Linked DNA regions of Homo sapiens: region 2 is linked to region 1. The links are chromatin loops, found by intact Hi-C in ENCODE. Cell type or tissue: A673. All regions are shown on one strand. Each heading gives the region's core, and the rest is flanking DNA. Links, peaks and the distances in the headings are about the cores only. Region 1 overlaps GTSCR1 (Gilles de la Tourette syndrome chromosome region, candidate 1). Region 2 has its middle 49 kb from the start of GTSCR1.

The links. A loop is a pair of places that touch in the nucleus more often than their neighbours do. Peaks named below come from ENCODE experiments on the same cell type or tissue, not always from the same donor. Only the 100,000 strongest peaks of a DNase experiment are listed, where the experiment ranks them.
Region 2: a loop joins it to region 1, with 2.1 times the contacts of the local background. A loop is called at or near these places in 3 of 110 quality-filtered maps.

What each region holds. Positions count from the first base shown.
Region 1 is chr18:70,625,020-70,640,827 of GRCh38, forward strand. GTSCR1 (Gilles de la Tourette syndrome chromosome region, candidate 1) reads right to left here. Exons shown (of 3, transcript NR_160904.1): 3 at 5,500-5,670. Among named protein-coding and RNA genes, the nearest start is that of GTSCR1, 18 kb to the right of the region's middle. In A673, for the core only: no CTCF peak of the experiment used is centred there; no DNase peak of the experiment used is centred there.
Region 2 is chr18:70,692,470-70,708,277 of GRCh38, forward strand. No RefSeq gene overlaps it. Among named protein-coding and RNA genes, the nearest start is that of GTSCR1, 49 kb to the left of the region's middle. In A673, for the core only: no CTCF peak of the experiment used is centred there; a DNase peak (open chromatin) is centred at 8,242; H3K27ac peaks cover 3,970 bases.

The sequences.
Region 1 (15,808 bases), core at 5,133-13,132:
CAAATACACAGAGGTGATGACTGAGACTAAATCAAGGATGGATTTTCTTAAAGTGTCAGAGGAGAGTGTTAGATTGATGATTGGATTGGGGGGAACATGCTCAGAGACTGGGACATGGTATAAGGTCAGTGTGTAAATGTGGAGAAAGAATTTTGTTTTTGAGGCAGGAAGACTAAGTTGGTGTGTTACATATCAGCTAAGGGAAGCTCTTTGGCAAGGAGAGGGGAGTAAACAGTTTGATGTGCCAAAAATATTAAGAAGGATGAGGATCGAAAAAAACACCATTTGATTTGGTGAAAAGTTGGACATTCCCTTATTTCCCAGGGCATTGTGGTGGGAAAGTTGCTTTCTGCTTCTCTCCAGGTAAGCACTAAGGGGCACTTATGATTTAACCTGTCTTTTCCGTATATGGAAAGCATATGATTCATCTAGAGAACGCAATGAATAATGAAGTAAGTAAGCTTGTTATAATCAGTGTAGTATCATTGCACTGTTTTCATCAGGGGTTTGATGGTTTTCTCATGTAAAGAAGAGGCAAAAATGAATCAAGCTAGGAAAGTCACTTTTACACACATGTCGATAATCCCATTAAAAAAGATTGATGAGAAATAAATATGGCGGCACTAGTTCAATTTTGTATACAGAAAAGTCTCCCAGTACCTTTCCTCATTGATTATGCTTGCAGGTAGAAGAGGCCCAAGCACACCAATGGAGAATTTTGCCATTAAAACACACACACAAAGCTCAAAGTACTTTGTACCAAAAGCACAAGTAGCTTACATTAACAAGATCATTTGAATAAATCAATGTTTCCAGTCTGCATCACATTGAAAACCATATTTTAGCTTCTTTAAGGGAATAATAAAAGAAGCAGCTCCTTGTGTTCCTCTCCAGAGTATTCACAGCTAATGAGCAGCTGGAGGCCTTGTTGGAAGTTAATAAACTCATCTTCAGAGGAGGCAGGCTGTGCTGCACCTTGTTGTGACTGAGCACTCAGGTCTGAGTCATTCATTCTATGGCCACGACTCTGGAAACTGCTTACCCTGTGGCCTTATCCATTTCGTCCAATTTCCAATTCGTATCAAGTTTATTTAGCTCTCATTATCTCTCCTTGAACTAAAGTTACAAACAATCTACATCTTTCCTTGTTAACATGATTATTGTTAATGACAATGAAGAATTTATCAAAATCACATTGTGGATGCTACACCAGGCAATAAAAAGTGGAGAAAAATTTTCTTGAAGGGACAGACTTGATAATCCTATAGAACTTTTCTTTTTAAATAAATAATTGGAATACATCTGAATAGCAAATAATTATCCTATTAAAAAGCACAGCTGGCTAGAGACAAAAAAGAAAACAATATATGGACTCATGGGAAAATTAACAGTGAATATTGAATTTCCTGAACTTGGTTTCTAAACCGTTTGACATGCTGTTTTCCTTTGGTCTTCTTGTTTCCCACCTGGGGTTAGTCTTTTCACTGTGTGTAGTGGTTCTCTTTTAATCTTGCAGTTCATCAATTCGGTGGAAATTTGAATTTTATAATTATTACAGATTGGGACACAAATCAAAAGTAGGCCAAAAGTGAGAACCTTTCTAACTTTTTCCTTGGGCTCAAGCAATTCTCCCACCTCAGCCTCACAAGTACCTGAGACTACAGGCGTGTACTACCATGCCTGGTTAATTTTAAAATTTTTTAAATAGAGATGGGGTCTCTCTATGTCGTTCAGGTTAGTGTTGACCTCCTGGCCTCAAGTGATCCTCCGGATTCAGCCCCCTGAGTTGCCAGGATTACAGGTGTGAGCCACTGTGCTCAGCTCTCTAATTTTTAAAAATCGTTTACTTACAGTGTCTCCTTGCTCCAAGAAGAACTATATATTCTCCTGATCCCCTTTGACTGCACAAGGACCCAGTAGTAACAATTGTCACCCAGTGCTCTCCCCTTTAGCATTCTGAACTCTGAAAATTTATAAACAAGCTGCCTTCTAACAACACCTGTCCAGTTCCTGCTTTGCTGAGTGATAGCAAGTCAATACCTTTTAAATTGGTTCAGCATGAATAATACTAAGTCACACATTTTAGAAAACGCATTGTAGAGAATGACACCTTAAGCTAAAATAATGATTTTAGTTAAAGAAAATCCAGGCCTCTTGGCTGTGGGAATAAACTAAGTCTTAGTATTCCAAATCAGAGCACATCACTTTTACTTGCAAGTGGCTACCTCATTATGAAGCCCCTTGTGGACAAATGTGGGTTTGTGTAAGATGAGTTGTTTAGCCTTTTATCTTTTTGTGACCGCTAAGTTGAATATAATAGCATTTTGGCTCCTATTACTGGCAAAATAGTCAATGTTTGCTCCAGGAAGTTGAACATTTCAATGATAAACATCCCAACAGTTGAATTATAAATTGGTAGCCTGCCTGGTGTGGTTGATAAGCCAGCTGGCTTATCTTGAGCCCATGACATTTGATTGTCTTTTGCCTTCCTTTGAACAAGTTATCTCTTAGCCATCTGTCTTATAAAGTGAAAATAAATAGCTGCGATTCAATCTTGCACTGTAATGTATTGTTTTTCTCAGCAAGTCATCATGAAACTCATGAATGATATACGGGTAAACACAGCATAAACACAGGTCATGGTGTCTGATATGACCTTTAAGATGTTAAACTTAGAGGTGATTTATGGAGACTGAATAGTACATCGTATTAACTTTTCATTGCTCAGCACCTTAAATATCCTCTTGGCTAACAAGTGAAGTGGTTTCTGTTCATTGCACCTGAATTTTCCTCCACAGCCCCGGAGCTTGCTTTGAAGGAGAACAAGAGCCCTGTGCGGATGAAGAGAGATGAATTGAATAGTAAGGCAAGAGCAGACTGTGGGATGGGAGATTTCATTGGGTCGCTCATTTACTTGTTCTGTACAGTTGTTCCTACAGAAGACAGAATGAAAGGGCACTCCTGTGTCAGATAACCATGCTTGAGCTTCACGTTTCAGGCAGGAAGCAATGGATATATGTCCCTGAAATCAATTCAATTGATTATTTGCTAAGTTTTCATGAATACTAAAAAGGAAAGGTCGGCTGACATAAAAAATGCAGTGCAATGGTTCCCTCAGGGGCTGGGCACTGGTGAGGTCTGCATTATTGCTTTTTGATCTTCCATTTATCCTTTTCTGAATATGAATAAAATATACTTTGAGATTTAGTTTAAAATTAAGGAAAATTAATGATCCCCTTTGAAAATCAGTCTCTGCTATGCTATTAGTCTTTAAGAAAGTTAAGAAACCTTTCAAACTTTAATTTAATTAGGAGTCTACCACTCCCTCTCTCTTTCTCACTCTTAAATTGTATAGATTTTTCCAGGGGGAAACACCCTGATTTTCATTGCATTGTTTTCAGCATGCACTTTGTAGGTGTAGCTCAGTGGGCAACTTCAGCAAAGTCTCAGGATAAAAAATCAATGTGCAAAAATCACAAGCATTCTTATACACCAATAACAGACAAACAGAGAGCCAAATCATGAGTGAACTCCCATTCACAATTGCTTCAAAGAGAATAAAATACCTAGGAATCCAACTTACAAGGGATGTGAAGGACCTCTTCAAGGAGAACTACAAACCACTGCTCAACGAAATAAAAGAGGACACAAACAAATGGAAGAACATTCCATGCTCATGGATAGGAAGAATCAATATCGTGAAAATGGCCATACTGCCCGAGGTAATTTATAGATTCAACGCCATCCCCATCAGGACACCAATGACTTTGTTCACAGAATTGGAAAAAACTACTTTAAAGTTCATATGGAACCGAAAAAGAGCCCGCATTGCCAAGACAATCCTAAGCCAAAAGAACAAAGCTGGAGGCATCACGCTACCTGACTTCAAACTATACTACAAGGCTACAGTAACCAAAACACATAGTACTGGTACCAAAACAGAGATGTAGACCAATGGAACAGAACAGAGCCCTCAGAAATAATACCACACATCTACACCCATCTGATCTTTGACAAACCTGACAAAAACAAGAAATGGAGAAAGAATCCCCTATTTAATAAATGGTGCTGGGAAAACTTGCTAGCCATATGTAGAAAGCTGAAACTGGATCCCTTCCTTATACCTTATACAAAAATTAACTCAAAATGGATTAAAGACTTACATGTTAGACCTAAAACCATAAAAACCCTAGAAGAAAACCTAGGCAATACCATTCAGGATATAGGCACGGGCAAGGACTTCATGTCTAAAACACCAAAAGCAATGGCAACAAAAGCCAAAATTGACAAATGGGATCTAATTAAACTAAAGGGCTTCTGCACAGCAAAAGAAACTACCATCAGAGTGAACAGGCAACCTACAGAATGGGAGAAAATTTTTGCAATCTACTCATCTGACAAAGGGCTAATATCCAGAATCTACACAGAACTCAAACAAATTTACAAGAAAAAAACAAACAACCCCATCAAAAAGTGGGCGAAGGATATGAACAGACACTTCTCAAAAGAAGACATTTATGCAGCCAACAGACACATGAAAAAATGCTCATCATCACTGGCCATCAGAGAAATGCAAATCAAAACCACAGTGAGACATCATCTTACACCAGTTAGAATGGCGATCATTAAAAAGTCAGGAAACAACAGGTGCTGGAGAGGATGTGGAGAAATAGGAACACTTTAACACTGTTGGTGGGACTGTAAACTAGTTCAGCCATTGTGGAAGACAGTGTGGTGATTCCTCAAGGATCTAGAACTAGAAATATCACTTGACCCAGCCATCCCATTACTGGGTATCTACCCAAAGGATTATGAATCATGCTGCTATAAAGACACATGCACACGTATGTTTATTGCGGCATTATTCACGATAGCAAAGACTTGGAAGCAACCCAAATGTCCGTCAGTGATAGACTGGATCAAGCAAATGTGGCACATCTACACCATGGAATACTATGCAGCCATAAAAAAGGATGAGTTCATGTCCTTTGTAGGGACATGGATGAAGCTGGCAACCATTATTCTGAGCAAACTATCGCAAGGACAAAACACCAAACACCGCATGTTCTCACTCATAGGTGGGAATTGAACAATGAGAACACTTGGATACAGTAAGGGGAACTTCACACACTGGGGCCTGTTGTGGGGTGGGGGGAATGGGGAGAGATAGCATTAGGAGATATACCTAATGTTAAATGATGAGTTAATGGGTGCAGCACAGCAACATGTATACATATATGCAACAAACCTGCACGTCATGCACATGTACCCTAGAACTTAAAGTATAATAAAAAAAATAAAAAATAAAATAAAAATAAAAAGTATGCCTCTGTCATTGACAGGAAGACGAGCAAGGATAAATTACTTAACCTCGGGTTTTTTTCATTAGTAAAGTAGAGATATTAACGTGTGCCTAACTTCGGTTTAAACACAACACTTAAATTTGGGTCATTGCAAGAATGAAAGGAGTATGTGAAATCACTGTAGAACATTGTAGAATCCTGTGTAAAGCAGTTATTTTTATTCATTAGTCCATAATATCACTGACCATAGAGATGGTAGTGATGTCTTTCTATCCTGATTTGTCTCTCTTCACTGGTACTGATGGATGGGGCCAAGCTTGCAGTAGATGAGTTCTTCACTGTGTTTCTTACCTGGATTTTGAAGATCCTGAAATACAGAAATATTGTTTAGAAACAATAAACATTTTCTCTGGGTCTAATACTTTTTTTTTACATGAATGTACTTACATCACTGAGGGGAAGTTATTGCCAGTCCTGAACATTCTAGAAAGAAGGTCAGTAAAACTCAGTGATTAAGAAAGTTTTGAAAACCTTTCCCTATAGCCAAATTGGCTTGTCACTGCCTTCTGAAATATAAGATGTGCATGTCATTTCTGCTTTTGTTCCTAACAGTTATCATTTCTCTTTTTATTTTGTATAGAATGTCTTCCCTCTCTAGTCTTTCCTTTGTTTAGAACCCAATTAAGTGCACTTTTTCTAAAAATAGACTTTTTTGATTACTTTGGCTGTCCAGTAAACACCATTCTTAAAAAGTCTTTGGTGAATGTGTAATTTACTGATTTGTATTTTTATTTACCATAATATGTGTGTATCATTTGCCTCTTAAGGTCAATTGTGAATTCTTTGGGGGAAGGAAAATGCATTGTACTCAACTGTTAGAAAATAATACTAGAATTTTATGATGACAGGATGATTAGATGAATAAGAAGGGCTACCCTAGTAAGTACTATTTGGGAGCAAACAAAGTTAATTGGCCAGAAAGAGTTTAAAACATTTATTTAATGGAAAAAAGTTTTCAAAATCAATTTAAAGCTTGATGAATTTGAAATTAAGGAGGCAAAGTATTGACTTGGAAACCGCTGATGTATGACCAAGAGTGTTTAAAGGAAGAAGACAAAAATTTAAGTTTCATATTTAGAAAAGGAAAAATTGAGGGTAAAATTAGACCCATGAAGAGAAATCTGGTGGGTCTCTTTTAGTTGTCTTGCCTTCTATAGTCAATGCAACATAACTGTTGTATTTTTCACATAGAAAAATGAATGTAGAACCTATATCTCTTGCAAACCACATCCTGATCTTTACAAATCGATCTGCTTCCTATACCAAAATGTTCTCCTTTTTGATGGCAGCATTTGAAGTGATTGTGTGAGGTCCTGGGAAAGAAAGAAATGCACAATTGTTGCATTATTTTATTTCATATTTAAATAGGTAGTCATCTTCTTATTTTCTTACCTCTTCTAACCAAAGTCAAAATACACAGAAAGTTGAATATACAGTTTTTGAAAAGAACAGTTGCTATTAAGATTGGCAGCTTCTGTTCTGAATGTTCTTAACAGGACTAATTCTTGCTTAGCATGTTCTTAGTCTTCCAAGTTTTTCAGACAATACTAAGACAATTTGCTTTTTCATGATAGAGATAAGTGTTACATAAAAATGAAGTTATTGTTGTTGTCCATTCTCTGTTCTTTTAATATTATCTTACTGGTTTAGGTTGACTTGTGATTTTCTTTCCCAGTGGAATTTTCCATTAGATTGCATTTAGAAACAATACGGGTTCTTAGACTCCAGTCAAAAATGTTCACTGCTCATGGCCACTTGTCTTCAGGCCATAAGGAAAACACAAATTGACTGCATAGACCATGAAACAATGTTCAATCACATCGGCTTTTGTAGGCTCACAGTTTAAAGAATCCTTCTTGGCCAAATTTGATAAAATGAAAGGCTTTTTACTCATAGAATCTTCGTGGCTACTTAACTCAGCTTTAGGATGCTGCGTTGGTAACAACTCACTTGCATTTATAATTTAAATGTAGTGACATAGAAAGCAGACTTTCAAATATCTGAATGTGGTTTTACAATCAAATTCTTCATCCCCATAACCTGTGGTATGTGATCATCCTGGCCCACCTTCACCAAGAATCCTATGAAGTCAGTTTAGCCAGAATTCCCATTACATCTGATGTTTCCTCTCAGTAATTTTCCATCCACTGACCTCACCCTCCTCCTTGGCTATAAATCTCCACTTGTCCATGCTATATTTGAATTGAACCTGGTTTTCTTTCTCCTTTGCAATTGTTCCTGAATAGAATCTGTGTTCACAATTTTAACCTTAACCTCTGTCTAGTTCTGGTTTTCTTTGCCAGGCAGGATTTCTATTTCTAGGATCTCTACATAGTGTATAAACTTGAAACAATAATTGTGGGGTTTTTTTTTTGTACTTCTTTCTTTCCATCTGTGAAAAAAAAATTAATAACTTTATACCCGAATTTTCTCTGAGAATAAGTGTAATATTTACAGGGCCTGTAGTATAAGACAGAGGCATAGTAAGGAAGAGTAAAGAGAATGGTGAACAAGAATTTATATTCCAGTGGTGATTAATTTGTCATACTTGGGATGTGTCATTATTTGCTAAGTTATGTAAGTCAAATTATTTCCTATACATTTTTTTTATCTTTTGTAGTAAAATCTAAATATTTTATGGTGAGAGAAGACCAAAAACTCTAAACGCCGTGGCATTAGGGGCCCAGTTTATTTTGGTTAATTTTTGCATCCTTATAGCATCCAGCCCAGCAGCAGATAGATACAGAGCAGGTGATAAGCAAATATTTCTTTTTTTCCAAATATTTATTGATTAAGCAAGTGAATAAAAGTGAAATGAACGTTCTATTCTATAAGTAATTTTTTAAAAACCTGGCTAAACTGAACTCTTGAAAAGGAGGCTAATTCAAACACTTGGTCATTTCTACTATTGTTTTAAGTAGAAAAAGCACAAACAAGTATCTAACTGAGCACCAAAGAAAAGAGCTAACAGCTTGAACAAACTTGCAAAGGAGTTGATACTCACATGTGTGCACAGGGACATTCCTAACACCTCGTTTGACTGTTCCACACAATTTTATTTCACTGGTAACAGTTTACTGAAGAAACGGAGACAAACTTACATTAACAGAACGCTTCTCTGAGCTTGATGAAAGCATATTAACCAGACAGATAATAGCAACTTCTAGGAGCTTAGTTGCTTCCTAACTCCTGCATAATAGAGACCTAAAGGTGAAGGTGAGAGTTTTATTTAACTATGACTATCACAGCCCACTCAGGGATACAGAATGATCACTTCCTTCATTCTATCATTGCTTTAACTTAACAGATACCATCATTTTTCTGGCCAGTGAAAAATGTTTATTGTGTTCATCTTTTTATCTAGATTGGTGCTTCCCAGTAGAATTTTCGGTGCTGATAGCAATGTTCTACTGTCTCTATTATCCAACACTGTGGCCATAAGCCACGTGTGGCTTTTGAGCCTTGGAAGTGTGGCCAGTGCAACTGAGGAACTTGATTTTTAATTTAACTAATTTGAATTTAAATTAAATAGCCATATTGGCTAGTGGCTCCCATATTGGACGGGGTAGCTTCGGACTGTAGCACCAGTGTTCTGTGGTGGTATCTGGCTTTGAGCCAGATAGAGTCAGGGTTTGAACCCAGTCCTGCTATAATATTTACAAGTTATAGGAATTTTGCCACATTCCAAGGGATGACTACACACACACACACACACACACACACCTCCGTACAGCCTAAGTAGACTTACCAAGGAGTCAATGTATAAAATATGTGTCTACAATAGTTACTGATGTATATTAGGCCAACAATGATCCTCAAAGTCCCCTCACTTTCTGGATATATTATAGATAATAATTACAGTTTCTTAAGGAATTACTTTGGGCCAAACACTCTGCTGATCACCTTCCATACTTTAAGGTTAAGCAAAGTGACCAAGGCAGCAAGTGATGAAGCCTAGATTTAAGCCCAAGGCTGAATCCAAAACCTATATGTTTATATATCATATATATGGGGTAATAATACATATAGTACATAATATATAATATATATACATTATAAAATATATAATTATATTTATTAAAAATATTTTTCATATATTATAAAATATGTTTATAATATATTTTAAATATATAATACATAATTATATATAATATACATAATATGTGTGTGTATATATATGTGTGTGTGTGTATATATATATATATATATATATATATATAAAATGTATTACCCCAACTTTGCCTTTTAGCTTCCTGAGTGTGGGACGAATGGCTTATCCTTCCTCCTTGGCAGAGCACTTTGAATTTGACAGGAGCTCAACATATGTGGGTTTATCATTGGCTTATTTTGTACAGAAGGCATTGATGAATAAGAAGGAAGATAGCATGTTGGGGGTGGCAATTCACTCCCTAGAGAGTATCAGTACAACAGTGTCTCCTTTTCACTTGTTTCAGAAGCTCAAAGAACTCAAGAGCACTGTGTGATAGGCTGCTTTTACAGAGGAGTATAAGAAGATTAGAACCTAGATTTCAATGTCTCCTGCAATGATTCACAGCAACTTGGCCAGAGACCAGTATGTAGATCTTATCCAAGACAAGCCTCAGGACATATTTCGGCATATCAACTTGCAAAAAACCCATTTCTGAGTGCTAACATCATCGTGTGTTGTCTTTTGCTACATAATTTTATTCTTATTTTGTTAAAAGACAAAATATATTTTTGATTATTTTTCTTGTCACTCTTTGATTCCTGGTATAATAATAGCAGGGGCCCTGAATCACAGAATGAGGCCTAAAGACTGACAGTTGCAGCAGAATGGGGAAATTGGTTATGCTCTGTCAGAAGAAGCATCTCATGTGATGCTGGGAGGCAGGGGCATAGTTTCACGATCATCTCTGCCAAGGTAGGCAGGAAGCTCATGTGGACTGATTCTAGCCATTGGCTCCAGCTTAGCATGGGCTTCCTGTTAAGTAGGGACAGCAATATTAACACTAGACAATGCACAAAGTATGAGGATAATGTAAGACAGATAGGTCTGTTCCTTGCAGATGGTAGGTAAGTCTTTGACTCCGCACCAGGGAAGAATGAACTTGGGTTAAGAGCTCATAACAGCTGCCACTCTGGGCCCTGGTCAGCTCTTTAGGCTCAGATAGAAGCCCCCACACATGTCTAGCTGAGTAAGAACACTCTCTTTGATAAGAACAATTTTAAAAGGGGCAAATAGAACCATATTAGGGTTCTATTTTTATCTTATTTCTCAATGCCATGACACTGTTCTGAATGCTGGATGCTTTATTGACATGAGACTGAAAAGGGAGACTCTTCTGGTGCTGACAACAAGGTGTGACTCTCAGAAACTGGCCATTCCTCAGTAGGCATGTGGCCCTGCTCTCAAAGTTGCATCAGTAAGAACGGCTCAAGATCAATTTTTCTGAAAACCTAGTCATTATTTTTTGGCAGGCAGTCTCTAAATATAATTGGCTTATCACTAAAATCCTATGTAGCAGGTTAACTCATTTAGTTACTTGGGATTACATTTTGTATTCAATTTATCTTGGAGGTACACCAAGAAGTTACCTTCACTAAAATTAGATGTCCTTTGACTGCAATCTGGAAAGAAGTTTTAAATGGTTTAAATGGGCATTTTATAACACCTGCTTTAAAAATTCTCTAGTATAAAATACTTATTTATAAGCTCTATAATGCAAAACTTTGAGACCTTTGGTTTCAGTGGATCTGATATTGCTGTTGAGATACTTGACCTTTTCTGCCAACCTTTCCTTTACCTACCTGATGGACAAGTTTCAGAGCTTTCTATTAAAGCATAAATCCAAAACTTTTATTAAGGGATTAAAATCCTAGTCTTTTTGTTTGTGCACAAAATAAATCAATCTGTCTTTAATTAGTGCTGTAGATTATCTGCAAATGCTTTCCAAAGAGCTTTAACTCTTAGCTGTAGGATATCTTAGCTTAGATATCAGGTTAGAACATCTCTTCAAGATTACTTGAAGTGCATGTGACAATCTATTCTTATTTTTCTAAATTTTAGAACTCTGGAATCAAGTTAGACCACTAGAAAACCACATATTTAGAGAATCAGACAATAGTTTTGGCCTGTTTGTTTGTTTGTTTGTTTGTTTTTTGGAGACAAGAGTCTCGCTCTGCCCCCCAGCTGGAGTGTGGTAGCACCATCTTGGCTCACTGAAACTTCTGCCTCCCGAGTTCAAGCAATTCTCATGCCTCGGCCTCCCCAGTAGCTGGGATTACAGGTGCCCACCACCATGCCCAGCTAATTTTTGTATTTTTAGTAGAGATGGGATTTCACCATGTTGGCCAAGCTGGTCTCGAACTCCTGACCTCTGGTGATCCACCCTCCTCAGCCTCCCCAGTGTGCTGAGATTACAGGCATGAGCCACTGCACCCATCCTGTTTTTTTTTTTTAACTACATGTACATATTTTCTTCAGTGTTATGCATGTGACCATGTCAAGGGATGTTGTCAGAGAAATGCTATTAGGACATTTTTTTGTAGGGCCGAGGTTGTGGATTTTGTGTTCCATACACACAGTGAGACCTTCATGGGGATTCCCAGCATAAATGTAGTCCTCCCTTCTCATCTGCACTTTCACATTTTGTGGTTTCAGCTTCCCGAGGCCAACTGATGTCCAACAATATTAAGTAGAAAATTCCAGAAATAAACAATTCATACATTTTTAAATTCCCTGTTGATTTTGGGTAGTGTGGTGAAATATGCTGTCCTGCTCCATCCCACCTGGGACATGAGTCATCCTTTTGTTCAGTGTATCCTCAATGTAGATATTACCTCCCCCTGTTAGTCACTTAGTAGCTGTCTTCTTTATTGTATTGAAAAAAAATGGTGTGTAAAGAGTTCAGTGTTATCCAAAGTTTTAGTCATTCACTGAGGGACTTGGAACATATTCCCTATGGAAAATGTGTTGTGCAATTCTTTTTATGAAAGAATGCTGTGTTTCCTAATTCTTGATTCCTAAGGAAAACTAAATTTTTCCTGAACATTTTTTTTCTTTTGGCCGTTCATCTTTTTTAATTTTAATTTTTAATTTTTATGGGTACATAGTAGGTGTACATATTTATGGGATACATTATATATAATATATATAAACATTATATATATTTATTGACAAGGTCTCACTCTGTCACCCAGCTGAAGTGCAGTGGTGCTATCCTGGCTCACAGCAGGATAGTGACCTGTCAGGCTCAAGGAATCCTTCTGCCCCAGCCTCTCAAGTAGCTGGGACTACAGACACTATGCCTGGTAAATTAAAAAAAAATTATAGAGATGGGGGTCTTGCCATGTTGCCCAGACTGGTCTCAAACTCCTAGCCTCAAGTGATCCTCCTGCCTCGGCCTCCCAAAGTGCTAGGATTACAGAAGTTAGTCACCATGCTTGGCCTACATGAGATATTTTAATACAGGTATCCAACATATAATATTCATATCAAGGCAAATGGGGTATATATCACCGAAAGCATGTATCATGTCTTTGTGTTACAAACATCCCAATTATGCACATTTATTTAAAAATGTACAAAAAATTATTATTGACTATAGACCCTGTTGTGCTATCTAATACTAGATTTTAATCATTCTATCATACTTTTGTACCCATTAACCATCCCCACTTTCCTGCTCCCATCCCCATCACCCTTCCCAGCCTCTGTTAACCATTATTCTACTTTCTATCTCCACGAGTTCAATTGTTTTAATTTTTAGCTCCCACAAATGAGTGAGAACATGCAGTTTGTCTTCCTGTGCCCAACATATTTCATTTAACATAATGACCTCCAGTTCCATCTATGTGGTTGCAAATGACAGGATCTCATTTTTTTTTAATGGCTGAATCGTACTCCATTGTGTATATGTACCACATTTTCTTGATCCATTCATTCACTGATGGATACTTAGGTTGATTCCAAATGTTGGCTATTGGGAATAGTGCCGCAGTAAACATGGGAGGGCAGATATCTTTTAGATATGCTGATTTCCTTTCTTTTGGGTATGCACCTAGCAGTGAAATTGCTGGCCCATATAGTAGTTCTATTATTAGTTTTTTGAGGTACTTGTACTAATTTATATTACCATCAGCAGTCTACAAGGGTTCCCTTTTCTCTACATCCTCGCCAGCATTGGTTATTTACTGTGTTTTGAATAAAAGCCATTTTAACTGGGTTGAGATGATACCCCATTGTAGTTTTGATTTGCATTTCTCTGGTGATCAATGATGTTGAGTGCCTTTTCATATACCTGTTTTCCATTTGTATGTCTTTTGAGAAATGTGTATTCAGATATTTGGTCCATTTTTAAATTGGATTATTGAATTTTTTCCTGTTGGGTTATTTGAGCTCCTCATATATTCTGGTTATTAATTCCTTGTCAGATGAATAGTTTGCAAATATTTTTCTCCTATACTTCGGGTTGTCTCTTCACTTTGTTGATTATTTCATTTGCTACTGTAGAAGCTTTTTAACTTGATGTGATCCTATTTGTTCATTTTTGCTTTGGTTGCTTATGCTTGTGGGGTATTACTCAAGAAATCTTTGTCCAGACCAATCCTGGAGAGTTTCCCCAATGTTTTCTTGTAGTAGTTTCATAGTTTGAGGTCTTAGATTTAAGTATTTAATGGATTTTGATTTGATTTTTGTATGTGGATAGAGATAGGGATCTAGTTTCATTCTTCTGCATATGAATATCCAATTTTCCTAGCACTATTTATTGGAGAGACTCTTTCCCCAATGTATATTCTTGGCACCGTTGTCAAAAATGAGTTCATTGTAAAGGTATGGATTTCCTGCTAGGATCTCTATTTTGTTCCATTGATATATGTGTCTGTTTTTATACCAGTACCATGCTATTTTGGTTATCATAACTCTGTAGTATAATTTGAAGTCAGGTAATGTGATTTCTCCAGTGATGTTCTTTTTGCTCAGGTTGGCTTTGGCTATTCTGGGTCTTCTGGGGTTCCATATAAATTTTAAGATAGTTTTCCTATTTCTGTGAAGAATATCATTGGTATTTTGATAGGAATTGCATTTACTCTGTAGATTTTTGGGGTAGGGATAATATGGATATTTTAACAATATTGATTCTTCCAATCCATAAACATGGAATATCTTTCTATATATTTGTGTGTCCTTTTCAATCTCTTGCATTAATGTTTTATAGTTTTCATTGCAGAGATCTTTCACCTATTTGGTTAAATTTATGCCTAGGTATTTTATTTTATTTGTAGCTGTCATAAATGGGATTACTTTCTTGATTTCTTTTTCATATTGTTCACTGTTGGCACAGAGAAGTGTTACTGATTTTTGTATGTTGACTTTGTATACTGCAACTTTACTGAATTTGTGAATAAATTCTAATAGTTTTTGGTGGAGTCTTTGGGTTTTTCCAAATACAAGGTTGTATCATCTGTAAGTAAGGATAATTTGACTTCTTCCTTTCTGGTTTGGATGCACTTTATTTCTTTCTCTTGTCTGATTACTCTAGCTAGGATTTCTAGTATTATGTTGAATAACAGTGGTGAAAGTGGGCATCCTTGTCATGTTCCAGATACTAGAGAAAAAGTTTTCAGTTTTCCCCCATCCAGTATGATACTAGCTGTGGATCTGTCATATGTAACTTTTATTTTGTTGAGGTATATTTCTTCTATACACAGTTTTTTGAGGGTTTTCCACCATTAATTTTTTTAAGTCATTACTCCCCAGACTGTGTTCTGCAGTCTTTTTCTAAGCAGACTGGTAAGTGGCACATGGAAAAAGTTTCTGGCCCCTTTATATGGTAATCATCATATTAACGGCTGTGTGTGATTGAACAGTTAAGAAGAAACAAACATTAACTTTATTTAAATCCTGAATTTGCCAATATTTCTTACATCATGTGTGTGGTATGTGGGCATTTCAATTATGATCTGACAGAACAGCATTAAGCAGATACCAGTTTGTGAAATGCTGCTACAGTTTCATGATTTTCCTCTTTACTTTGTTTTGGTTGCCAAGAGGCTCAGAGAGAAATTGGCAAAATTTTAGACTTAAATTCCCCAGCCTGTGACCTGGACAAGGTAGCCATAGACATCTTGGTAAAATTTCAAATTCCACACCATCCCACCTGCTTTGTGAATTGTGGCAGAGCTGTTTCTGCTGGGTCCCTGTCCCCACGAGAATGCAGGGCATCATGATTCCTCTTTCTCAACAATCACGATAGCAGGCTTTGCTTAGTTTTTCTCATTTATCTTAACTATGTATCTCTTTCTATTCTGGGCATTTTACTGACTTATGTTTTACTTTCAGTTCAGTTCTTCCAATGACCTGCAGTGAATACAGGTCCATAGACTTATCAACCAATCTCATATTTACTTGTTTCTAAAGCTTTAATATCTAGTCTCTTCCAATGAGCCCTACTCAGTGGATT
Region 2 (15,808 bases), core at 3,614-11,613, 66 kb after region 1:
TTCTTTCATTGATGAAATGCCATATCTCTGTCTCTATCTATATCTGTATCTCTATCTCTCTGTCTCTGTCTTTAGCTCTCTCTTTCTCTCTGTCTCTATCTATACTTATACCAAACCATCCACACCATTACTAGAAGGATCCATCTAAAATGTACTTCTCATTACAGCACTTCCCTACTTAAAAATCTCTCAAGTATCTCTTCAAAGCCTAGAGGATAAAATTGGGAGTCCTCAGTTTTTCTGGAAGGCCTGTGTGATCTGATTCTTGCTTAACTCTCCACTCACTGCTCTATAAGGACCTGACCCAGATATCTCAAACTTTTGGCAGCTCTCTGGATGTGCCTCTCTTTATATACCGGGGATATACTTGGGCATATGCCATTCTCAATATCTGTTCACCGTTTTTCTCATTCTACATATAATCCAGACATCAGCTCTGAGAAGGAGGTTCTAGGCATTTAATCTGTATTATCTCATTTCATTTTCATCACTACGGGATGGGATAGTTATTACTGTAATTTCCAATTTCCAGTAGTTGAGGAAACTGAGGCACAAAAGTTTAAAATCAGCCTAGGGTCATATAACACTTTTTCCCCCAGATATTTAAAATTTTAAAGGCAGTGGCTGTGCCCTGTTAAAAATTAATAATTAAACTTTATGTAACTAACATATTTGTTAGATAAATGAAAACTCTAAGCCAAGTGGGTTGTCTGACAGCAGCTCCATCCTCACAATTTTGTATAAAGTCAATGAGCATTGCTGCTGTGTAAACTTTACACCCGACTTGCCAGAATGTGTCACGGTTGCAAAGCCTCCACTGCCCTTCTTCAGTCTGTTCCCAGTTTTGTGAATCCAAAGGTAGCCTAAGCACAAAATGGTGTCAGGTTTCAGCTCTGAAATTTCCAACCATATGGACTCTACATGCACGTAGAGTCTTCCTGGGGGGCGACTGCTTCCTGTTATCTCTTAGAGACTAGCAGCATGATTAATCCACGTGATATCAGTTGAACACAAAGAAAAAAATGCATGGCAGAGAGTCTTGTTAAAAGAACTGCATGCTGAGTTGAAAGAACTAAGTGCACAGCCATGCATGATACTAACTTTATTTGTATAAACTTATACTTTTGTCAGATATTTGAGACTCTGGATCATCATCCACAAAGCGGATGTAAATTCCTTCTGCAATAGGCTCACAATTTTGTGGTGAGGTTGGGTGAGATGCACTTACAAGCTAGTCCTGGGATTTGAACATCGACATGGGTAGGAAGAAGCATCTCTAGGTGAATTCAGCAACACTTAATGTTCTAAAAATGATTCACTGAATGATGAACTTGTCAAATGGCCCAATCACCACATTTACAAAATTTACTGACTTAACAAAAAGTTATTTATAATAGCTTTAACAAGATTGTTACTAACTTAAAAACAATGTTTTAACAGCTTTAATAAGAATATTCAGTTTACTAAATGCGAAATGCACTTCTCTATTCTTGGCAAATCAGTAAATTGGTGAATTCAGCAAATTAGTCCTACTGCTGAGAAAATTCTTCTAACACCAGCAGGTTTGTGAATTTAAGCTCCAGGAGGATATGGAACACGTGTAAGTTGTTGAATGTTGTTTTCTTAATGCTCAGCAGTGTGCCTAAAACATAATTAATAGAATAAATCTTCATCGAATAAATTAATAAATGGGTCTGCATATGAGATTGTGGATGACTGCTGTGCAGAAACAGACTATAAAGAGAGCATCAATTATGCCAATCTTCAGGCCTATAAAAATTTTGGTTAGCATTACCATTTTATTATATTTATAAGGTTATAATTATTTATAAGTTTGCATTTAAACATACTAGAATTAGGTGAGAGATGGCTCCTTGGAAGTTTATAAGAAAATGTAAACACAGGTTTCTAAGTTTAAGTAAATTTAGCAATGAATAATAGATTATTAAATAGGGGTTTCAATTCAGCACAAATATTTACCTAGAAAACTAGTAACTATTTTGAAATTTAAAAAAAAAGCCCACACACTTTCATATACATATTTAATCAGCCAGCATCATGGTTTAATCAGTAGCTGGTTGGACGTCAAAAAGAGAAAACAAATTTTATTTATGTGTTCCATAATTAGTCTCATTTTGATGTGAAGGACTGAATTGTTGATCAGACTTCTTAAAATCACCATATTCCATGTGATTGTAATTGATGACACAGTTAGCTTCATTACCAAGACAAATTGTGAGCATTCTGAATAGTGCTTTATTTTGGATAATAAAGGGTTGTTTCAACCTAAAGAAAGCACTGTAGTTGAATGATACAATACCAAGTTGACTTTTAAGGTCTAACCTAGCCATGAAACATGAGAATTATCATTTCTTTTTTACAACCTCTAGTGAATTCAGATATACTTTATCAAATTGCCTAGTTTAGACAATGAGATATTTTATTGTGACAACTAAGAATAGATACATGGTTGTCTTCCTATTCTTAGATGCAGGACTTCATGCTTAATAAAAGTCCGTCTCCTTTAATTCAGTCTGTATACTTTCCTGATTTTGATGTGTCATGAACAATTATGTATTTCTTTGAGGATAAAGATAAGCCAAAGCTATGAAAGGAAATATGTTTGGAGTATGAATGAGGTAAATATAATGATGGAAACAGAAGCTAAAGGATGAGAACTACCAAGAAAAGTAGATGTATATTCATTACCATATATGCTGTTATTTCTTATGCATATTCATCTATTTGGATACTCCTCAATTTTTAAATGTGGATCTGGTCTCGAAGTTTTCATTTAAAAAATCTTGCTCCTTGGCATTGTAGGTCCAAGGCTTGACTCCTACCGTATAATAACAGTGTTAAAATCTCACTGAAATTATGCTAACTACATGAGTTTAACCACTGTATATTTAGCACATCTTTACCATTCACTCACTGAGACTATATATAGTATATGCTATATAGTATGTATTAGATACAGTGTGAAAATATATAAACCTATAATATATAAATTATTACATAATTACACATTAATCATATCTATTATTTATTACATACTATATATACATATACAGGTATGTCTAAATATATGTATATAAACTCAATGTAATTTAAGTATAAGTTCTGTAGTTTCATTAATGAATCCTCACATTTAATAATAAAGTAAATTGCACACTCACAAAAAGAGCTTAATGTGTTGGTGGATGGGGATATCTTTGGTTCCAGGTGTTCTTTAGGTGCTTATTATTTTTAGGAAGCAGACTGCAGCTGAAATTCTCTGAATTAATTTTATTCTGACTCCTCTTCTCTCCCAGGTATAAAATGGAGAGAGCTTTTCTTGAGGTGCCAATCACTTTGTGTTGTACACATAAGGCAGAAAGGCATTTCTGTGGCTCTTCAATCACAGTCCTTTCTGGGGAGGTCTGCTTTGAAAAAATCACTTTTTTTTCAACTTTTATTTTAGATTCAGGGGGCACACATGCAGGTGTGTTACCTGGGTATATTGCATGATGCTGAGGTTTGAGGTACAAATCACCCCATCTCCCAGGTACTCAGCATAGTACCTGAGTTTTTCAACCCATGCCTTCCTTACTCCCTCCCCATCTGTAGTCTGCAGTATCTATTATTCCCATGTTTTTGTCCATGGGTACTAAACGTTTAGCTACCCCTTATATGTGAGAACATGTGGTATTTGGTTTTCTGTTTCTGCATTAGTTTGCTTGGAGTGATGGCCTCCAGATGCATCCATGGTACTGCAAAGAACATGATTCCATTATTTTTTATGGCTTCATAGTATTCCATGGTGTATATGTACCACATTTGTTTTATCCAGTCCACCATTGGTGGGCACTGATAAGGTTTGGCTGTGTCCTCACCCAAATCTCGTCTTGAATTGTAGTTCCCATAATCCTCACATGTTGTGGGAGGGACCTGGTGGGATGTACTTGAATCATTGGCTAGTTTCCCCCATGCTATTCTTATGATAGTGAGCAAGTTCTCACAAGATCTGGTGGTTTTATTAAGGGCTTTCCCCTTCGCTCAGCTCTCATTCTCCTTCCTTCCGCCATGTGAAGAAGGACGTGTTTGCTTCCCCTTCTGCCATGATATTAAGTTTTCTGAGGCCTCTCCAGCCATTTGGAACTGTGAGTCAGTTAAACCTCTTTCCTTTATAAATTACACAGTCTCAAGTATGTCCTTATAGCAGTGTGAGAATGGACTAATACAGGCACCTAGGTTGATTCATGTCTTTTCTATTGTGAATAGTGCCGCAAAGAACATGCAAGTGCATGTGTCTTTTTGGTAGAATGATTTGTTTTCTTTTTGATGTATACCTAGTAATAGAATTGCTGGGTCAAAAGTAGTTCTGTTTGAAGTTCTTTGAGAAATTTCCAAACCACTTTCCACAGTGGCTAAACTAATTTACATTCCCACCAATAGTGTGTAAGCATTCCCTTTTCTCAACAGCCTGGACAGCATCTATTGTTTGATTTTTTTTTTTTTTTTTTGAGACGGAGTCTTGCTCTGTCACTTAGGCTGGAGTGCAGTAATATGATCTCGGCTCACTGCAACCTCTGCCTCTCAGGTTCAAGTGATTCTTCTGCCTCAGACTCCTGAGTAGCTGGGATTACAGGCACCTGCGACAACACCCAGCTAATTTTTGTGTTTTTAGTAGAGATGGGGTTTCACCATATTGGCCAGGCTGGTCTCGAACTCCTGACATTGTGATCCACCTGCCTCGGCCTCCCAAAGTGCTGGGATTACAGGCGTGAGCCACCACGCCCAGCCTGAATTTTTAATAATAGCCATTCTGACTGGTGAGAGATGGTATCTCATTGTGGTTTGATTTGCAGTTCTCTGATAATTAGTGATGTGGAGCATTTTTTCATATGTTTGTTGGCTGCTTGTATGACTTCTTTTGAGAAGTGTCTGTTCATGTCTTTTGCTCATATTTTAATGGGGTTATTGGTTTATTGCTTGTCAAATTATTTGTTTATTATAGATTCTGGATATTTGATCTTTGTGAGATGCATAGTTTGTGAATAGTTTGTGAATATTTTTTTCATTCTGTAGGTTGTTTACTTTATTGATAGCTTCTTTTGCTGTGCAGAAGCTCATTAGTTTTTTGTTTTGTTTTGTTTTTGTTGTTGTTGTTTTTAGACTGAGTTTTACTCTATCACCAGGCCGGAGTGCAGTGGCACAGTCTTGGCTCACTGCAGCTTTCACCTACCGGGTTCAAGCGGTTCTTCTGCCTCAGCCTCCTGAATAGTTGGGACTACAGATGCCCGCCACCAGGCCCAGCTAATTTTTGTATTTTTAATAGAGACAGGGTTTCACCATGTTGGCCAGGTTGGTCTTGAACTTCTGACCTTGTGATCTGCCCACCTCGGCCTCCCAAAGTGCTGGGATTACAGGCGTGAACCACAGTGCCTGACCGAAGCTCTTTAGTTTTATTAGTTCCCACTTGTCAATTTTTGTTTTTGCTGCAATTGTTTTTGAGGCCTTAGTCATAAATGGAAGAATCAATTTAAAAAATTATCCACAGAAACCCTGAAGATTCTGTTGGCTTCGGGATGTGTGTACCTTTTAATCTTGATGTCACATCTTAGCTCTTGGTGCAAACTTTATATGATAATTTGACAAGGTTATTTTTTTCACCTATTTAATTTTATGTGTGGTGAACTGTGTTCTTTCAAAGAAAACAACTAATTGAATAGGTTGAGATCAGACAGACTAAAATCTTCATTTTTATTTCTAGTAGACACTAGTAGATCAGCCTTGGTATTATACAATCATGTATTGCCTAATGACCGGGATGAGTTCTGAGAAATGTTTCATAGAGAGCACTTACACAAACCTAGATGGTATAGCTTATTACACATCTAGGCTTTATGATATAGCCTACTGCTCCTAGGCTACAAACCTGTACAGTATGTTACTGTACTGGATACTGTAGGCAATTGTAACACAATAGTAAATATTTGTGTATCTGAGCATATCTAAACCTAGAAAAGGAATTTTTCAGCTCCATGATAATCTTATGGGGTACTGTTCTATATGCAGCCCATCATTAAGTAAAACGTCGTTATGCGGCACATGTCTGTATATTTATACGTATGTCTCACTTTAGCTCATTTTAGCTTCCTGAGAAAACTAATCTGTTTTTTTAATGCCAACTTGCACATTAACCTTGAAGATGTCTTTAAGGAGTGGCAATTCTGAGTGTTAAGTTGTCAAAGTGTGGCATAATGGTTAAGAATGACAGTTCTTAAGTACAATGCCCGAGTTCACGCTCTCCACTAACTAGCTCTGTGACCTTGGGAAAGTTAATGATTGTCTTTGTGGCTCAATTTTCTAACCTGCAAAATAGGGATTACATCAAAATGGATTTTAAAATGTTTAGAGTCCCTGGGATATCAGTATAAGTTCAGTGTCAGCTACTACTACTGCTGCTCTAGTACTACTATAATTATGCTGTTATTATGACTATCATAATCATCACCATCACAATTGGCATAATGATTTAGCCAGAATTAATTTTGCTTTTCAAGGCTGTATTTATTACAATGCTTTGCAACCCTAACAGCAAATAAGAATCAACCCAGGGAAAGTTCCAAATACAGCGGTAGCTGGATCCCATCCCCAGAACAATTAAAGCAGATATTCTGAAAGTGGAAAATGGATGTTGGTTTCAAATGTGCATCTAGCATGGAGAACACCTGATCCATAGGAAACTTAGCCTCACAGCCCCTACTTTTAGCTTCAGTGTGCTTTGTTTTCTCTTTGCCTCAACAACAAATTCATAACTACACCTCTGCAGTTTTTATCTAATCTTAAAATCTAAGGTTTCAAGATACCTTTGTTTAATACTTTATCTGTTTTTCTGAAAGATATACATTTAAAATCCTTTAAAAACTCAAATTTATCCCAGACCTACCTGGAGCCTAATTTACTCCTCCACCATCTGGGTGATTCATGGTTCATGAACTAAAAACTCTTTTGCCAGCCTCTGAGTTTGTTTGCTTTTGTTCCTTCTTCTGTGTTCACACTGCCTCGTTCCAGCTCTAGATCATCCCAACCTGTTTCCTCCATACCTTACTTTTCTCCAATTTAGAAAATCACAAATGTATGACCTCCGGTCACCTACTGAGATGACAGGTTTCCAGTTGATTCTTTAGTGTTTTTTGAGGACAGATGACTTTCTTATTTTCCTAGTTGCCACTGAAGATTCATCATTCGGTCTGGCTGCCGCATCCTCCTCAAAAAACACACTCCAAGAAAAAAACTACTACTCATGCTCTTTCTCCTGCTATTAAGAAAATAATAATAGCAATAATAATAATAGTAAAAATGTGAAAACTTAATATGTGCTAAGCACAATTGTACTATATTCCATGTAACCTGTCATTATAAAAAATCGTTAGTACATAATATGTGTACATGTTTATGGTGTATATGTGATATTTTGATACAAGCTTACAATGTGTAATGATCAAATTAGGGTAATTGGGATATGCATCACCTCAAACATTTATCATTTCTTTGTGTTGGGAACATCCCAAATCTTTTCTTCTAGCTACTTTGAAAAAAACAAAACATTACTGTTAACCATATTCACCCTGTTGTTCTGCATAATACTGGAACTTATTTTTTTAATCTGTCTGTATCTTTGTACCTGTTAACCAGCTTCTCTCCATCTCCCCTTCCATTTCCCTTCCCACCCTCTGGTAAGCATCATTCTACCCACTACCTCCATGAGTTCTACATTTTTAGCTCCCACATATGTGTGAGAATATGTGATATTTGTCTTTATCTTTCTGAGCCTGGCTTATTTCATTTAACATAATGAACTCCAGTTACATCCATGTTGATGCAAATGACAGGATTTCCTTTTTTTATGGCTGAATAGTACTCCATTGTGTATATGTGCCAAATTTTCTTTATCCATTCATCTGCTGATGGACACTTAGGTTTACTCCATATCTTGGCTATTGTGAGTAGTGCTGCCATAAATGTGGGGGTGCAGGTATCCCTTCACTAATTTACTTTCTGTTGGCAAAATACCCAGTAGTGGGATTGCTGGATCATATGATAGTTCCACTTTTAGTTTCCTGAGGAACTCACATACTGTGTTCCAAAATGGGTTTACTAATTTACATTCTCTTCTTTGCATCCTTGCCAGCATCTGTTACTTTTTGTCTTTTTGATAATAGCCTTTCTAACTGGGGTAAGATGATGTCTTATTCTGGGTTTGATTTGCATTTCCCTGATGACTAGTGATGTTGAGCATTTTTTAATATGTCTGTTGGCCATTTGTATGACTTCTTTTAGAAATGTCTATTTGTATTCTCTAACTTAATTTTCACTAAAAACTGTGAGATAGATACTATTATTATTCCTTTTCTCAAAGAAGGAAACCAAGGCACAGCAAGAGCTTCCTCCTCACAGTATGCATTATTACAATGGTTAGAAATAAAACTTAATCTCTGGCAACTGTTCCCTCATTCTCTGTTTTATTGGAAGGTGCCCCTTTCCCGGCCCAGATCTTAACCTGAATTCTGTTGTTTTTTTGTTTGTTTCTTTGTTTGTTTGTTTTGATATGGAGTCTCACTCTGTCACTCAGGCTGGAGTGCAGTGGCAGAATCTCGGCTCACTGCAACCTCTGCCTCCTGGGTTTAAGCGATTTTCCTGTCTCAGCCTCCTGAGTAGCTGGGATTATAGGTGTGTGCCACCACGCCTGACTAATTTTTGTATTTTTAGTAGAGACGGGGTTTTTCCATGTTGGCCAGGCTGGTCTCAAACTCCTGACCTCAGGTGATCCACCCACCTCAGCCTCCCAAAGTGCTTGAATTACAGGTGTGAGCCACCACACCTAGCCTTAACCTGTGTTCTTAATATCAACTGCTCTTTCATACTCAAGAATATTGTCTCTGCTCTCATTTTCTTCTTCCTGACTCTTGACATCCTCTGTCTGCAAATTCCACTATGCTTCTTTCTCTTCAGAGCCACACTCTGCCAAGCATGTGCCATGCTTCCTGGGCTATTTTTTCACTGAATCACTATGTAATCTGGATATTTCTTTTTTTGCCACGTGTCTACTAAAACTATTCATTCTATGTTTGCCAGTCTTTAAATTGCCATATCTAATGGACGCCTTTCCTTCTTTCTTATTTTATCTTTCAGAGTATCTGATGCTGCTGGAATCTTCTTTCTTGTGAATTGCCTCCTCTATTGACTTACAAGTCAACACACTTCTGGTGTTGCTCCTTCATGTATATCAGCATCTTCTCTTTCGCTCATGGACTTTCCTCCCGCAGCTTGCTCCTCAAGTGCTAATGTTCCCTAGAATTACTGTGTTGGTTCTTTATATACTCTGCCTGAGAAATCTCACCCACTGATGATGGAACAGTCAATATTTAATTCAAATTTATTACTCTTGATTTATCTCACTACTGACAACTGAATGAAGGTACCCTGCAAGTACCTGTAGCCTGAACTCCCCACATCCCATATCCTCTGCCCAATCTGTTCCAGCCTTGTGGGGAATGATGCTACTAGTCACCATATCCTACTAGTCCTACTAGTTGCCATGTCAGCAACAGCTATTCTTCTGTTTTCTTTATTTCCAACGAGACTCAGTCACCAGGTTCTGTCAGCTTTCTTCTTCCTGCCTATCCCATTGCCTTAACTCAGTTGAGACACATCTGATTATTATGTGATAATCTTTGCCTATCTCTACTTCCCACCACACCACCGCATGCACAGTATGCCCCGGCTTAGCTCACCAACGTCCGGGTCTCAGTATCATTCCATGTAATTGCACTTCACTGTAATCTATTTTTCTGGTTACATCTACTTATCTTTTAGGATACTTCATATATACCCTCATCCAAGAAGCTGTTCCTGATTCCTGTGTGTTGAATTAAATGCTCATCCCTTATGTTGCATATCTTTCTGAGAATACCTCTAAAATAGAAGTTATCACACTTATTACAAAGAAAACGTTTGGTTTACTTGCCTGTTGCCCCCTCTAAACTCTATGCTTTTGGAGGGCATAGCTGTCATTGATTATTTCTGTATCTCCAGCACATCCTACAATATGCTGCCAGAATAAATGTTGCATAAATGCTATCTGAATGATTAAATGAATTTTAAGTGATCACTTAACTAAAGGGAAAATACCAGATTAAACTCATTTTCACTACAACTATAAAGTGTTGGGCGGCAGGCCTTGGAATACATTTTCTGAGCTAGGAAATGCCTTGTGATATTTATAGATGTGCATCCTGCATCATGACAAGACTGATATTTTTTCTGCCTTTAAGCTTGTTTTATTTCTGAGTTGGACTTTGCATACACTCAGAGTGGTGAGATTATATGGATATGGAGGTTGGCAAAGGAATGAGAATCTCTCACATTCCTTAATAACCTCCCTCTAACCTCAGGATTTTTTTTTCAGCCTCCCTATGTGCCAGCTAATCATAGTCAATGAATCCAAGTTAGAAGACCCTTTAGAGATCATGTACTCCAACACTATTATTTCATATGTGAGGAAACTGAGTCCCACTGTATTGGCTTCCTAGGGCTGCCATAAGCAATTACCCCCATACATGATGACTTAAAACCACAGAAATTTATTCTCTCATAGTTCTCTAGGCCAGAATTCCAAGATCAAGATGTTGTCAAGAGATCAAGATGAAGGCTGCAGGAAAGAGTTCTTCCTTGCCTCTTCCAGCTTTTCATGGCTCTGGTTTTTGCTTGGCTTAGGGCTGTACCACATCAATCTCTGCCTCTGTCTTTCCATGGCCTTCTTCCCAGTGTTTCTCTAAGATGTCTCCTCCTCTATCTTTTATAAGGACACATGTCATTGAATTTAGAACCCACCCTAAATTCAGGAAGATCTCATTATGAGATTCTTTATTTTTTAATTAATTAATTTTTTTATTATTACACTTTAAGTTCTAGGGTACACGTGCACAATGTGCAAGTTTGTTACAAATGTATACATGTGCCATGTTGGTGTGCTGCACCCATTAACTCATCATTAGGTATATCTCCTAATGCTATCCCTCCCCCCTCCCCCCACCTCACAACAGGCCCCAGGGTGTGATGTCCCCCTTCCTGTGTCCAAGTGTTCTCATTGTTCAATTCCCACCTATGAGTGAGAACATGTGATGTTTGGTTTTTTGTCCTTGCGATAGTTTGCTGAGAATGATTCTTAACTGAGTCACATTTCCAAAAAACAACCTTTTCCCAAATAACGTCACAATCTGAGGTGCTGTGTACACAGATCTTTTGAGGTCCACCATTTCAACCCACTACAACCACCTCTCCAAAGGCCCAGAACTAGGTAGTGGTATAGTTGCATTAGACTCAGTTTCCAGTACCCAAGTTGAGGACAGCTGAAAATTGCCCTGCACACTGCACCGTAAGATGTGCTCTGGCAAAGGGGAGGAGTGTAGTTGATCTCATATTGGCAAGACCTCAGCTGTGATTCATTTTAATTATTCACTAATATATGTGTTCTGAAATACACTGCTATGATCTGAATGTTGTGCCCCTGTACTCCCATTCATATGTTGAAATCTAATTACAAATGTGATGATATTAAGAGATGGAGCCTTTGGGAAGTAATTAGATTATGAAGCTGGAACCCACATGAATGGGATTAGTTTCCTTGTAAAGGAGGCCTCAGAAAGCTGCCCTGTCCTCTCCAGACACTGAATTTACCTTGATCTTGGACTTCCCACCCTTTAGAGCTGTGAGAAATATATTTCTATTATTTATAAGCCACTCAGTTGATAGTAGTTCATCATAGCAGCCTAAGCAGACTGAGACACACACAGAATTGGAAAAAGAGAAGTGTGTAATGAAAGTTGTTGAGATTCTGTCCTGACTGATGCTCCTAAATCCTTTCTATACTATTTGGCCCAATTATCTTTGTAGATATATTTCCCCCCAGGAAAGAATCAATAGATACTCTGCTCTGTTTCAATTTCTTCCCGTATTACTTATATGTTTTCTTTCTATCTATAAAAAAATAAGATTGGGTTTTCTGAAATATATTTTTTATTCCTGTGAGAATCAGTTTTTCTACACCACAGACACAAATCAGAACTAATTCACAGCAGATGTGAGCATTCATAAGGAGAAGTATGTTTTATATTTCCTGCATGAAAGTATAGTGAAGGTTCAGGACATGCGTGAAGGCCCATTGTGTTGAAGTAAGGGTGTTTCTTCTATGTTCCTCCCCACTTTTCAGGTGAGGAACTAAAGTTCAAATCAATCAGAAAGATAACTGAGCAGATGTGTATCTGGTCAGGGATCTGGGTCCTGATCTCTGTGTTGCCAAAGTATATACTCTTTCCTACATCTTCTTTACATTAATACATCCTGATTTGTTGTAATAACTAGACAGAAGTAGAAATAACAGCACAACGTATATGCAACTGGTGGCAGCAACAATCTATCAGAATGGTCAATAATGATCATATCAGCTTTGGTACAGAGTTGCACCTGTGTACACCTTGGGTTGGAGCCTCAGGGTCAGGAAGGCAACAAAAATGGATCTAGACAGGAGCCATGACAGTCTCTGCAGTAACCAGTCTCAGCTGAGTGTTCACCAGTACACGTGTGAGGAAGGATGGAAAGTTAATCCTGCTGCACAGTTTTTTATATTGGGTTCTTTTCTATGCATTTGCTTACTTAATTGAATATCTATTAAACAAATTGTAACCTTTCTGCAGTTCCATCAATCTTGGTTCTTCTAAATAATCATGTTCCTGGCTTTATAAATACTCAAGCCATAAGAATTTGCTACTAAAAGGGTAGCCTGAAAAGGGGAAGGCAACCAAAATAGGTGTTACTCACCTAGCGCACTGAATGCTTGATAAAGCGCAAAGTTGCAGAAGCAACTATTGTACTAAGGATTTCATTTGTACTTCCTTCTATATTATTTTAAAAAGAATTAGAGACTGTTTTGTTTATCTTGTTAGTCAAAATTACATAAACCTTTAAATTTGCAGTTTGTAAATGCTATGACAAATTCAAATATAAATCTTAGTCTAGTAATAATTCTTTAATGTATTTTTCATAATTCTATTACAAAAAAGAGATAGGTAAAAATAACAAATACTATAATTATGTTGAATTATTACAAAGACTGTTATGTCCTAATACTGCTTATTCTCTTCATATCCAAATTATGTAATAAAATGATTGCGTTCTGTGTTATGAAACTGTGAACTCTTTGAGAACTGTAAACTTAACAAGTTTCCTCAAATAACTTTGACTCTTTCAGACAGGCCCTCCAAGAGCATCTGTTGAATTAATGTTGTAGCAAATGGGAAGGTAAAATGTGCTTGCGTGTGTTAATGACATGTTATTATTGTCTTCCCTGCAGAGAAATTGTAATGAGCAGTTGCACCTATTGGCTGGTGGTTGCTGGAATGCATGCTGCCTGCCCCAAGTCTGGCTGTCTTCTATTTTCATATCTGGACCTCTTTCTGTTTCCTATTGTCTGAGTCTGACCTCTGGTTTTAAAATCAATCCCTGACCACTAGCTCAATATTTCAGATCAAAATAGCTCTGCCAATTGTTCTCTAATCTTATACTTTAGCTCTAAGTCCTTCCTTCCTTCCTTCCTTCCTTCCTTCCTTCCTTCCTTCCTTCCTTCCTTCCTTCCTTCTTTCCTTCCTTCCTTCCATCCATCCATCCATCCATCAGTACATATTAGTTAAGAGGTTACTGGGTGATACTTTGGCTAGATGTTAGAGAAGCAAGACAAATAAAACTTTTCTCATGGAGTTTACAATCGAGTGGGCAAGATCAGATCAGACATTGACTGTGGAACAGTAAGGATAAAGAGTGTTAAAAATGTGGACCTGCAGGATGTTGTGGGAGTGCAACACAGTAGGAGCTTGCCTTACCTGACGTTTCAGGACAGCAATCTCTGGAGAAATGATATTCCAGAAACCTGATGTATGTGTTGGATACAGCCAAAGTAAAGATAAGGGCTAGTGTGTTTTAGCCAGAGTAATGCATGGACAGGCACTGATATTGCCTGGGTATGTTTGACGAACAGAAAATAGACCAGCATGACTGAAGGGCAGAGACCTAGGGGGCTCAGGGATAGGGGGAGTTACTGCTTGTAGAAACGGTTTAGGGCTTGGCAATAAGAAATCTTTGAATAATTTTAAGGTGAGAAGAGGCATGGTCAGTGAGGCAGATGCTGTCTCTTTGTCCAGCTCTAAGCTCACATGCAGCTGAGATGGACTATTTCCAGACTCACTGGCCACTTCCAATTTCAAGCACCCTCATCCCTCAGCCTTCCTACCTGAGAGTTTTCTTTTGGTGCCAGCACATCTTGCTCAGCTGTCACGCGAGCTATAGCAAGTATTAGGCATTTGAAGTCATGACCATCGGTTTTCAGCAAAAAATGAGTTAGCAGAATTTTTCTTCCTTCAGTGGGAAAATTCTGAGAAATTTTGACATGGTCCTTCAGAATGCCCTAGGGGGATTAAGCCTCTGTTGTGATCAGAGTCACCTGTTTATTAGCTTCTCCATTTCTCTGGCCTACTTCCTCTACTGTTTCACTTGTGCTTCTTGGATAATATCCTAAATAAACTACCTGCACGGAAGTCCTTATCTCAGGATTTTCTATTTAAGGAACTCAAACTAAGAGGGATAATACCAGAAGTTATATTAAAAAGCAGATTCTAAGAATGGGGTTCCAATTGGAGGACTCACTGGTCATATAGCAACAAAAACTATTGCTAGTGATGGCGAGTGGGGGTAGTGATAATCCCTGGAGCTTGGAGCATCATATTTACTCAGTCTCCCCTGTGGTGAATTGGGTTGAGGTAAAGATTGAAGCTGAACCATTAACTTATGCAACAACTTTTATACTTGAACACATATGGGAGCAATGCTAATTATATGGGTTGTGGAGTTGTCTGGCATGTGTTCACATCTCTAGAATCCTTGATGAAAGAAAATAACAGGCTCAGATCCATAACTATCATCCAGGGCACACTTTAAGAACTGGAAAATGTTCTGTAGCCACAGGACAGACTATATTAAAAAAATATAACAGGAGACGAAAATGTAAAAGAAGATGGAATGCACAATCTGGTAGGTCTCTTATGCAAAAATCAGGGTCCTAATACTTCATTATTCTCAGAGTCCTAATACTTTATTATAATCTATTACTTTAAGATATTAGGGAGCTCAGTTTTGTAACGGAATCTCTCCTTAATAATATTTGGTTCTTAAGATTCTGAGACCTAGAATGGGAACTTTTGAGGGGGGATGCACGGTAATATTAAGGCCCCAAAGTCTTATGAGCTCTCTGGATAGGCACAAGTGGCTTCCTTGCCCTTGTTAAAGGTTAAATGTCCACTAGAGTGAAACTCCACAAATAATGGTGCTCCCATTCCTCAGTGAGACCATTCTATATATATATATTTTTTTGAGACAGAGTTTTGCTCTTGTTGACCAGGCTGGGGTGCAATGGTGCAATCTCGGCTCACTGCAACCTCCGCCTCCTGGGTTCAAATGATTCTCTTGCCTCAGCCTCCCAAGTAGCTGGGATTACAGGCGAGTGCCACCACACCTTGCTGATTTTTATTTTTAGTAGAGATGGGGTTTCACCATGTTGGTCAGGCTGGTCTCGAACTCCTGACCTCAGGTGATCCACCTCGGCCTCCCAAAGTGCTGGGATTACAGGCTTGAGCCACTGTGCCTGGCCAAGACCATTCTAATATGTGTTCTGCATGGTTTCTCAGACAGTGCCCACTGGAACTGAGCTCCA